2 separate regions of the Mus musculus genome follow, and region 1 is linked to region 2. The links are chromatin contacts, found by Hi-C in ENCODE. All regions are on one chromosome and are shown on one strand. Each heading gives the region's core, a stretch centred on a gene start or an enhancer-like site at or near the end of the contact. The rest is flanking DNA. Distances are from core to core; before and after follow the strand shown. Region 1 holds the start of Taf4 (TATA-box binding protein associated factor 4). Region 2 overlaps Plcg1 (phospholipase C, gamma 1).

Region 1 (4,529 bases), core at 778-3,277, about 19 Mb after region 2:
GCATGTTTTCTAATTCTCTACTACTGCCACCGCGGCGGGCGGGCGGGCGGGCGGCGCTGCTACTACTGCTTGCACATGTCACCGTGTAATACCGGAGGAGCGCACAGGGCTTGCTCCGGCCCAGGGTTCTGTGGGAACACTCCTGCAGAGGACTCTCAAACAAAAGCAGGCTACAAGCGAGGAAAGGAGCCACTCGACAAACCCAAGGGACCCTTAGGAATTCGAGGACAACAGAGTCAGAACATGTGTGGAATCTGCAAGAGCCGAGACAGCTCCTGTGTCCCAGAATCCACATCACCATGATCTCCTGCATCCGCAGACCCCTACGCACTAAGTGTCCTACTGACCTCCAGGGATGGCAACAACAAAAAACACCCAGGGTCCACTTTCAGGCACTGATGACCACTAAACGCCTGCTCCCAGCATGGAGTCCCCAACCGGCTTCCCTGGCAACAGGAAAGCCCATGCCGCCTTCCACAGACTTCATTAGCATGCCCGTGAGTAGTCGGTTCGCCCTCTCTTGACCTCACCTGAGGAAGGAGAGAGAAGGGCCCCTCGGCTATACGGTGGTAGCCCAGAGCATCCGAATGGGACAGCAGAGTTCCCCGAGGGATCTGGGAGCTCCAGGACTGGGACGCCCTCAAAACTGGCAGGTCACCTGGGCAGGGGCCGCCCCTCGGCCTCTCGGGCCACCCGACTAGGGCACGGTCCCAGAATGCAGCCCAGAACTTCCTGGAACGCCAGGGCAGCCTGGTGCACCCGCCCTCGGCCTCCCGCCGCGCGCTGCCACTCACCTGGGGGCAGCTGGAAGTTCTGGATGTTGGTCGGGTTCTGCGGCGGCTGCGGCAGGCGCGGGGCCAGCACGGTGGGCGTCAGCGTGGCCCGGATAGCGCCGGTGGTGGCCGCCGGCGTCCGAGGCAGGCTGGGGGTCGCCGCGGCCGCACCCTTCGCCAGCCCCGCGGGGGTCCCGGGCGCAGGCCCCGGCAGCGCGCCCGGCATGGCGGGCCCGAGCAGCACACTGCCCGCCGCGCCCCCGCCCGCGACCCCCGCCGCCGCCGCCGCCGCCGCCGGCCCCGGCCCGGGCCCCGGTCCGGGCTTGGGCGCCTCGGCCTTGGCCCCCTGCGCGCCCGCGCCCGGCTGGCCCAACCCCGCGGCGCCCCCGGAGGCCGCGGCGGGGGCAGGAGCGGCCCCGTTCTGCGCGGCGGCGGCAGCGGCGGCGGCGGCGGCAGCGGCAGCGGGTGACACGGGGGGCGCGGGCGCGGCGGGGTGCCCGGGCGGCCGGGCTGGCGCGACAGGCGCTGGGGGCGCGGGCGGCGGGGGCGCGGCGGGCGCGGGCGCGGCGGGCGGCGAGGGCGCGGCGGGCGCGGGGGCCGCCTGGATGACAGAGCCGGCGGCGGGCGGCGGCGCGGGCCCGTTGTTGACCGGGCTGACAGCAGGTGCGGCGTGCGGCGCGGTGGGCGGCGCGGCGCTCCCATTCAAAGTTTGCGCGGCGCCGGGGCCGGGCGGGCCAGGCGGGCCGGGCTTGGAGGCGCCGGGGCCGGCGGGTGGGGCGGCGGCGGCGGGATCCGGCCCCGCGACGGCGGCGGCGGTGGCGGCGGCAGCGGCAGCGGCGGCGGGGCAGGGCCCCGCGCTGGCCTCGGGCAGCGGCCTCAGCTTGGCGGGCGCCGGCGCGGGCCCTGCGGGGACAAGCAAGCGGCGCGGTGAGCTGGAGCCCGGGCGCCGCGGGCCCCCACCCGCCGGCCGCGCTCTACCTGCGGGGGGCGGCTCCGGCGCCGCTGCGGGCGCGCCCTCGGCGGAGGCGGCCGGCCCTGCGCCCGCGGCTCCGGCCGGGCTGCCGCTCACAACATGGTTCCCGAGCGCGCCGGCGGCCGCGGCCCGCAGCTCGGGCGTGCGCGGCGCGAGGTGGTGGTGGTGGGCCGCGCTGGCCGCCAGCTGCGACTCGAGCGAGCCCACCAGATCGCTCACCACTTTCTCGTCCACCTCGCTGTTGAAGAAGACCTCGTCCAGCAGATCCGAGCCCGCCGCCATCTTTCCTCCTCGCCGCCGCCGCCGCCGCCGCTCGGCCGAGCGCGCCTGGGCAGGAGGAGGTTCCAGCGGGGCGGGGGGCGGTGCGCGGGGCGGGCGGGGGCGCGGCGCGCAGGGAGGGGGGAGGGGCGGCCCACTGCGCAGGCGCGCCGACACGCACCGCCCACGCCCGCGCCCCTGTGGCCTCCGATTGGCTGCGGCGGGCTCTTAAAAGACGCGGCCAATGGCTGCGAGCGCCAGAGGCCGGGGAGCAGGCTAGGCGCTGGGTGCTGGTCGGCTGTTGGAGCGCTGGTGGGAATGGCAGCGGGGCCGGGAGAGCGGCGGCTCTAGGCGCCGGGTGGGTCGCGGCAGCCGGCTGCGGGGTTCGCCCTTTGTCTGCACCCTTCCAAAATGGCTGCGGCCAGGGCGGGCGGTGACAGCTGCGCGGGCGCTCCCGGGGCCCCGGCGGTCAGAGAGGAGCAGGAGTCCTGGCACGAAGGCGCTTTCGGGGCGGAGAGGTGCGCAGAGGACGCCGCGGACACGACGGGTCAGCTCCCCTGACTTACAGCGGTTAGTACGAGGGCCGTGCACACCCCGGACGAAGCTGGACATCCGGAAGCTGATTTGTTCTTTATTTACTTTTCTCGTGGGGGAGGGGGGGGTTGGTTGTAAATCCTCTAAACTGATGCTTGCTGGCACTTTGTAGGAACATTTTCGTTACCATTTCTCCCCTTTCTTTCTGGGTGTTTTCTTAACCAAAAGGCCGTCTTATTGGACATCGCTATGGATTTCGTCTTTCCTTTTTTTTTTTTTTTTTTTTGAAAAGGCCGAAAACAAATTCCAGATGGCAAAGCTTGTTGGGGACCTCAACGCAACTGACCTTCCTAGAATCATCGTCACCTCTGAAGAGACTTGCCACGGTCTGCACAGATCCAGCACTGGGGAATGAGGAATTTGACACTGTAATTTTTTTTTTTTCCTTTCGTGCCTTGAAAGAGACTCTTCCCACCAGCTTTTACTACCCACACACACCCTCCATGCACTCGGAAGATGAAGGCAGGAGGAAAAGGAGTTCAACCTTTGTTATGCATTTAGTTGGAGGCCAGCCTGGGGGTCTTGTGGGGCCCTGTATCAAAAAGGTGAGGTGAGAACTATTCTCTCAAAAGCAGAGTATAAACTCTCAGCCTGTGTGCTGATCCTGTCCCAGCCTTTTAAACTAAATGAGTTATATAACTACTATACAAACCCCACCCTACCCCAGCTGTCCTCTAAGCAATAGTCTACCTAAGGAACTGTGCGCCTTGAAGCCAAAAAACAAAACAAACAAACAAACCCCACAGTGCCCTCACTTGCAAAGTGTGCTTGGGAATCCTTAAATAACAGAAATTTTGTTCTTGAACATCAGCCTCCAGATTTGGAAAGCCAGTAAAAAGAAAGAGACAATGAGGAAGCAGGTTGGGTGCTAGAAGCCAGTATAGGCTTGACACACACTAGAAGGAACAGAAATTCACAGTTGTAAATAAAACCCACGAGTCTTCTTTTGACACAGGAGAACACGTTCAGGGCCAAGAGCATCATCCTGAGTGAGTGGGACACTACTTAGTCACAGCCCCCAGCCACAAGTCACAGAATTCTTTACTCTTGATAATGGTTTGAAGATTTTAAAGTGGACCAAAGGATCAGAAGGTTCTTGCTAATCCTCTTGATGCCGGTTAATGGGACCCACCAGTTAGGTGTACAGTAGCCTGTACCCCGAAGCCATTAGGTGACAGGGAGCACAACAATGAGAGCCATAGCAAAGCCCAGGCTCTGGAGCTCACAGGCCTCTTGGTACCACGGTACACAGCCTCCTTCCATTCTTAAGCATCTGCTAATGACACAGCCCCTGAGCCACCAAGACTTAAGTTACAGGTGCAGGGTTTAGGGTCTGTGCCCACCAGTCCCTTCATTCCTTGCTGCAGAGCCCAGTGTGGGAGCCACACATCTTTCAGGTAGCTGTTTTCAAGTGCAGAGCTCTTAAGACTGAAGTGGGTGGAGCTAAAAAGTCTCCTCCCCTCCTCAAAATCTATATGCAAGGGGCAGTAGACACTATTAAAGCCTTAACCTTTGTCACTCTGGAGACTGAAGAACAAATTTTCTTTAAATTGTCTCTCCCTTTGATACATTGCCATAGGCCATTATGACTTTCATAGTTTGAACTAGCATTAAAAGAGAAAAGGAAGAATCATTAAATATAAAGTATAAATAAAACACCCATTTTGTAGAAACAGGGGACAACCTTTTGCAAGTAGGTTCCTGCCACCATAGGTTTAAGGGATCAAATTTTTATCAGGCTAATATGGCAACTACTTTTATCTGCTTAACCATTTCACCAGCACAAGATGTTTAATTAAAAAAAAAAAAAAAAAAGGCAAAGCGGAGGGATAAGGAGATGGCTCGCTTGGTGAAATGATAGGATATGAGTTGAATCCCAGTACCCACATGAAAACACTGGGTATAGCAGCATGCATCTGTAATCCCAGCTA
Region 2 (4,370 bases), core at 1,510-4,009:
ACCTCATCTCTGGACTTACCCTATTAGTCCATGGTAACAGCCTATCAGTACCTCTTCAGAGAGAGGGTCACAGGGTTCCAGGTGCAGCAAGAAGCACCTTCCCAGGCCCCCCTCATAACAGAGTCCAGTGTACCTCCATTTCTGTGTCCCTATATCCATCCATCAGGTGTCGGGTGGGCCTAGGTGCTGTGCTGGGCACACCTAGCTGGGTGGGGTTTCCTCTACTTCTGCCAGTTTATGTATGGTAGCACTCAACTAGGTTGCCTTCATGCCAGCCTAGCCACTTTCTTTAAAAAGGAAGGGAGGAGAGAGGCTGGAGAGATGGCTTAGTGGTTAGAGCACTGACTGCTCTTCCAGAGGCCCCAGGTGTGATTCCCAGCACAGTCATCTGTAACCTTAGTCCTAGCAGGAAATCTGATGCCCTCTTCTGGCCTCTGTAGGCACTCATACAGTCATGCGTTCAGGCAACTATTCATATGTATAAAATAAAAATAAATCTCAATAAAAAAGAACTGTGGCTTCCTTGGGCCTCACTGGATCACTGAACAAGCAAGGTGCCACGCGTGCTCTGGCTTCTCACTGTGGAAAGCACTGTAGAGTCTCATAGTGAGCATACAGTTAGGGCTGAAACAGCCAGACAAATAATTACAGGGTGTGGTGAGCGCTGTGAAGGAAGCAAGCATAGGCTGCTCTGTCCGAAGGATGGTTGAGGGCATGCTGCAAGGACAAAGGCCCCAACCGACCTCGCATTGGTGGCATAAAGGCTCATTTGTCCTTTATGTTACATGTACCATCCATCTAAGCCACATCACTTAGAGTCTTTGGAGGGTGGCCTCAGTGGTCTAGGTCAGGTCTGTAGTGTAGATCTGAATGGACACTGTGGGCAGAGTAAGCTAGAGAGGGATTTGGAGTCGAGTGGCTAGACAAGAAAGGTTTCTCTGTAAAGCTGGGTATAGTGTGTGTGACCTTCGAGAGATAGCATTTAGACTCTAAAACCCTTCTATAATGTCCCTCTTAGCCTTGCTTGAGCCCCCTGAGCATCATCTGTTGTGATCTTAGTGTTTCTCCTGTAGCCTCAAAATCAGAGATTCTTATAGCATCTTATCATGGTTGCTCCCACAGCTCTAGAGAACTGGAAGCCCAGGCTCCTAGAGGCTTCCAGAGAATCTGTTTTTGGCCCCTTGAGAGCAAGAAGTACTGGGCCAGGAGCTGAGGGCTGGAGAGCTGCGGGGCGAGTTGGTGGGCACCATGGGGTTGATCTCAGGAGTCTCTACCTGCATTCCTGGCTCAGCCCTTGGTGCTCTCATGTTCTCCTTTCAAGAAGAGGTCTGAGGTAGTGCTGGGCTACCTTTGAGAGGCTGTAGTGGCTTTGTGCCTGGCACAAGTAGCGCACTTTACTCTCACCTCCCAGGAACCAGACCCATCCTGGGGGAAGCAGGGAGGGGCTCCTTTTTATAGCCGCATAGAGGCTTTGTGTATAGGCTCTGCTGCTTCCTTCCGGCTCCTGCCCTTCCCGTGTTGGCCAGAGGCCCTTGCTTCAGCAAAATTCAGGAGTAAATGGGCGAGGCTTTCTCCAGCAGAAGACTAGCATCTCCTCTATTGAGCCCAGGTCTGGCAGAGAGGAGTTAGGTAAGCAAGAAAAAGAGATGGCCCAGTCCTTAATCCTGGGGAGTTTGAAATCTAGAGCAGATGGGAAACCAGGACTCACAGGAGACAGCACTGACTTAAAGTGCTGAGGGCTGAGCCCAAGGGCCCAGATCTTTCTCTGGCAGGGCAGCCTATCCTTTACTGTATAGGCTCTTCCCCTATTGATTGGCAGACACATCAGCACTGGAGTAAAGCAGAACACAGACACTGAAGAGTGCACTGGTCCAACCAGTGAGAGAACTCATACACTACTTGTTTGTGGATCTAATCTTCCTTCAGCTCAAGTGGGATATTCATTTCGGGTTGACTTCCTGGAGATGTGGGTGAATTAAAAGTCTTATACAGTGATTCTTGGGGACATGTGTACCTGAGTGTTAGAGAGTCCTTGGCTTGGCCATAGCTGTGGTAAGAGTAAGGCCTGGACAATATAGTTTCTGGCTGTGCAGGTAGATGTGAGTGTATGTTGGGGCGATTCCAGCCTCAGGCCTAAGTTCATAGAGTGGTTAGCCTGAGAAAGAGCAGAGGAAAGCCTCTGTTATCTGTTAGCCCACAGGTTTCTCAGCCTCAGGTGGTGGTAGGTCAGCACGGGTATAGAGTTCCCTTCTTGGACAAGTTAGGGGGTTGGTGCAGGTAGTGATGGTCCTTCTCTAAGGCTCTGCAGACCACGTAATGGTCTCACCTGATGCCTTACATTCTGGGAGCAGCTTTTCTCTTCCCACCCCAGTCACTTTCTCATCCACAACAGTAAAAGAGTGTAATGTGCTTGTGTTCTTGGGACCACTTAGCATAGCTACCAGGAAGGTTCAGAAGGTAACAGTGGCACTTTATCAGTTTTGTGGCAGGCCTCTTGAGTCCAGCAGTGACATGAGGGTACTTGGTTCCAGACTGCTTCTGAGAGGTTGTCCTGCTTTCTGCTCTGAGAACTGGCCTGCACTAGAAACATGGTGTTCATCCTAGCATGGATGGATGTTGGTGGGCAATTGTGAGTGCTTACCAGAACTGTGGGTGGGCTCACAAGGTAGGTGAAGACAGAGACTAGACCTTTCTCTGGGGCTTTGCTTTTCTAGGAAGCAAAAGGGGAGTGGCTTTGGCTGGCAGGCCTGAGGGATTGTGACAGGTGCTATGGAGGGGCTGGGCCATGAAGCTCCAAAGCAGGAGAGCCTCCTGGGGTATAAAGAAATAAGTCTGTGGTCACCAAGTCTCCAACTTGATGACTCCCTTTGTCCTTGGGAATTAACCTCTGTGACCTTCTGTTGTACAAGCAAGTGGTAAGAGAATATGCTGAGTATTTTGGCAAGGGAAACTCCCCAGCCCCACTCCCTCTCTCCTATCTCTTCTTCAGCCTGAAGCTGCTTTGTTTGCTTTGTGGAAGGGAGAGCCCAGATTTTCCCTTCTCCTTCTGACCATGGCTTGTCCTCTGCCCTGTGGGAGGGGCAGCAGAGAGGCAGTAGTCAGCTGAGGATGTGAGGGCTCACTTGTCTGCTGGCAGGAGCAGGTTGGTTAGCCGAGAAAAGACTCTCATTATAGTTTTTTTTTTCCTTGTACACTTGTTAAGTTTCTGCTAGGTATGGAGTAGTGAAGATGATAGACATGGTTCGTGTCCTCAAGGAATTTACAAAAAAACAGCCAAATCACCCTAGAACACACATAGAACTGAGAGATAGCTCATTCAGTGGGTAAACATACTTGCCGTGCAAGCCTGACAACCTTTGATCATTGGAACCCATAGTTGTCCTCTGGCCTTCCCAAGTGTTATGGGATGTGTGCACCCTTACACATTACATACACGCACACACAAATAATAATAATAAAATTTAAATATATATATGTATGTATATGTACATACACACACACACATATAAAAAAGCAGCCTGGAGTCCTGCCATTCTCCTTGTGTTGCTCCGACTTGGCTGCTTCCCACAGAGAGCACAAGCCAGGGGCTCTGCCACTTGCCAACTGTCACCTTGGGTAGGATCATTAACCACTCTCTGCTCAGGGTCCTTGCTTGGGGAATGGGAACCCTAAGACTTGTTTTACAGTATTGGTTGTAAGAATGAAACAACTCGGTTTAATTAAGAGCTTGATGTAATAATGCGTAGCAAACATGCCAGAGATGAGTGACAGGACACCAGATGCCACTCCTGCTGCTGCCCTCCCCACCTGCCGAGGCATCGACCTCATCCTCTGTGCTTTGTAGTTTCTGAGAACTGTCTGCAGGCTGTTTAACACAGCCTGTTAGCACCGGGCAAACCCAGTCCTTCCTCCATGGCTGAGCTCTCGCTCCTCGTTTGTGTCCTTCTTACAGCTGCTCATTATGAATAACAGTCAGCTGGGCTGGCAGGGTTGGACTAACGAGAAACAGAAATCAAAAAAACTTCAGAACGAGTATGTTTTGAGGTCAGTAGACAACTTGGGGGGTTGGTTCTCTCCTTCTACCACGTGGGTCCCGGGGATTGAACTCACGTCGTTCAGGCTTGGCAGCCGGTGCCTTCTCCTGATGAACCATTTTGCTAGGCCCGAGAAAAGAGAATATTGATGGGTGGTTGTGAAGTTTTCAGTTCATATTGTTGGTATACCCAGAGGAGCATGGCCAGAAGCCTAGGGTTTTGGGTAAGAGAAGATATTTGCTTTGAAGTGTGTGGTGTGTGTGCGTGTGCGTTTCTTAGATGGACAGATAGAAATAGGAAGTAAGCAGTTGAAGTGTAATGCCAGACACTTGAGGG

What was found. A loop is a pair of places that touch in the nucleus more often than their neighbours do.
Region 1: a map of T-helper 17 cell shows a loop between it and region 2 (6-fold over the local background). The contact joins the promoter of Taf4 here to the enhancer-like site in region 2. A Hi-C loop is called at or near these places in 2 of 37 maps with a recorded cell type or tissue (T-helper 17 cell and regulatory T cell).

The regions. Positions count from the first base shown.
Region 1 is chr2:179,974,619-179,979,147 of GRCm38, forward strand. It overlaps Taf4 (TATA-box binding protein associated factor 4), which reads right to left and starts at 2,028. Exons shown (of 15, transcript NM_001081092.1): 1 at 795-2,028. The coding sequence starts at 2,028. It overlaps 4921531C22Rik (RIKEN cDNA 4921531C22 gene), which reads left to right and starts at 2,235. Exons shown (of 2, transcript NR_033782.1): 1 at 2,235-2,574; 2 at 2,831-4,395.
Region 2 is chr2:160,737,097-160,741,466 of GRCm38, forward strand. All of the region lies in intron 2 of Plcg1 (phospholipase C, gamma 1), which reads left to right. Among named protein-coding and RNA genes, the nearest start is that of Plcg1, 8.0 kb to the left of the region's middle. Within about 2 kb of position 2,760, at least 1 of the 3 ENCODE cell types and tissues checked has a DNase peak (open chromatin) inside an H3K27ac peak, as active enhancers do.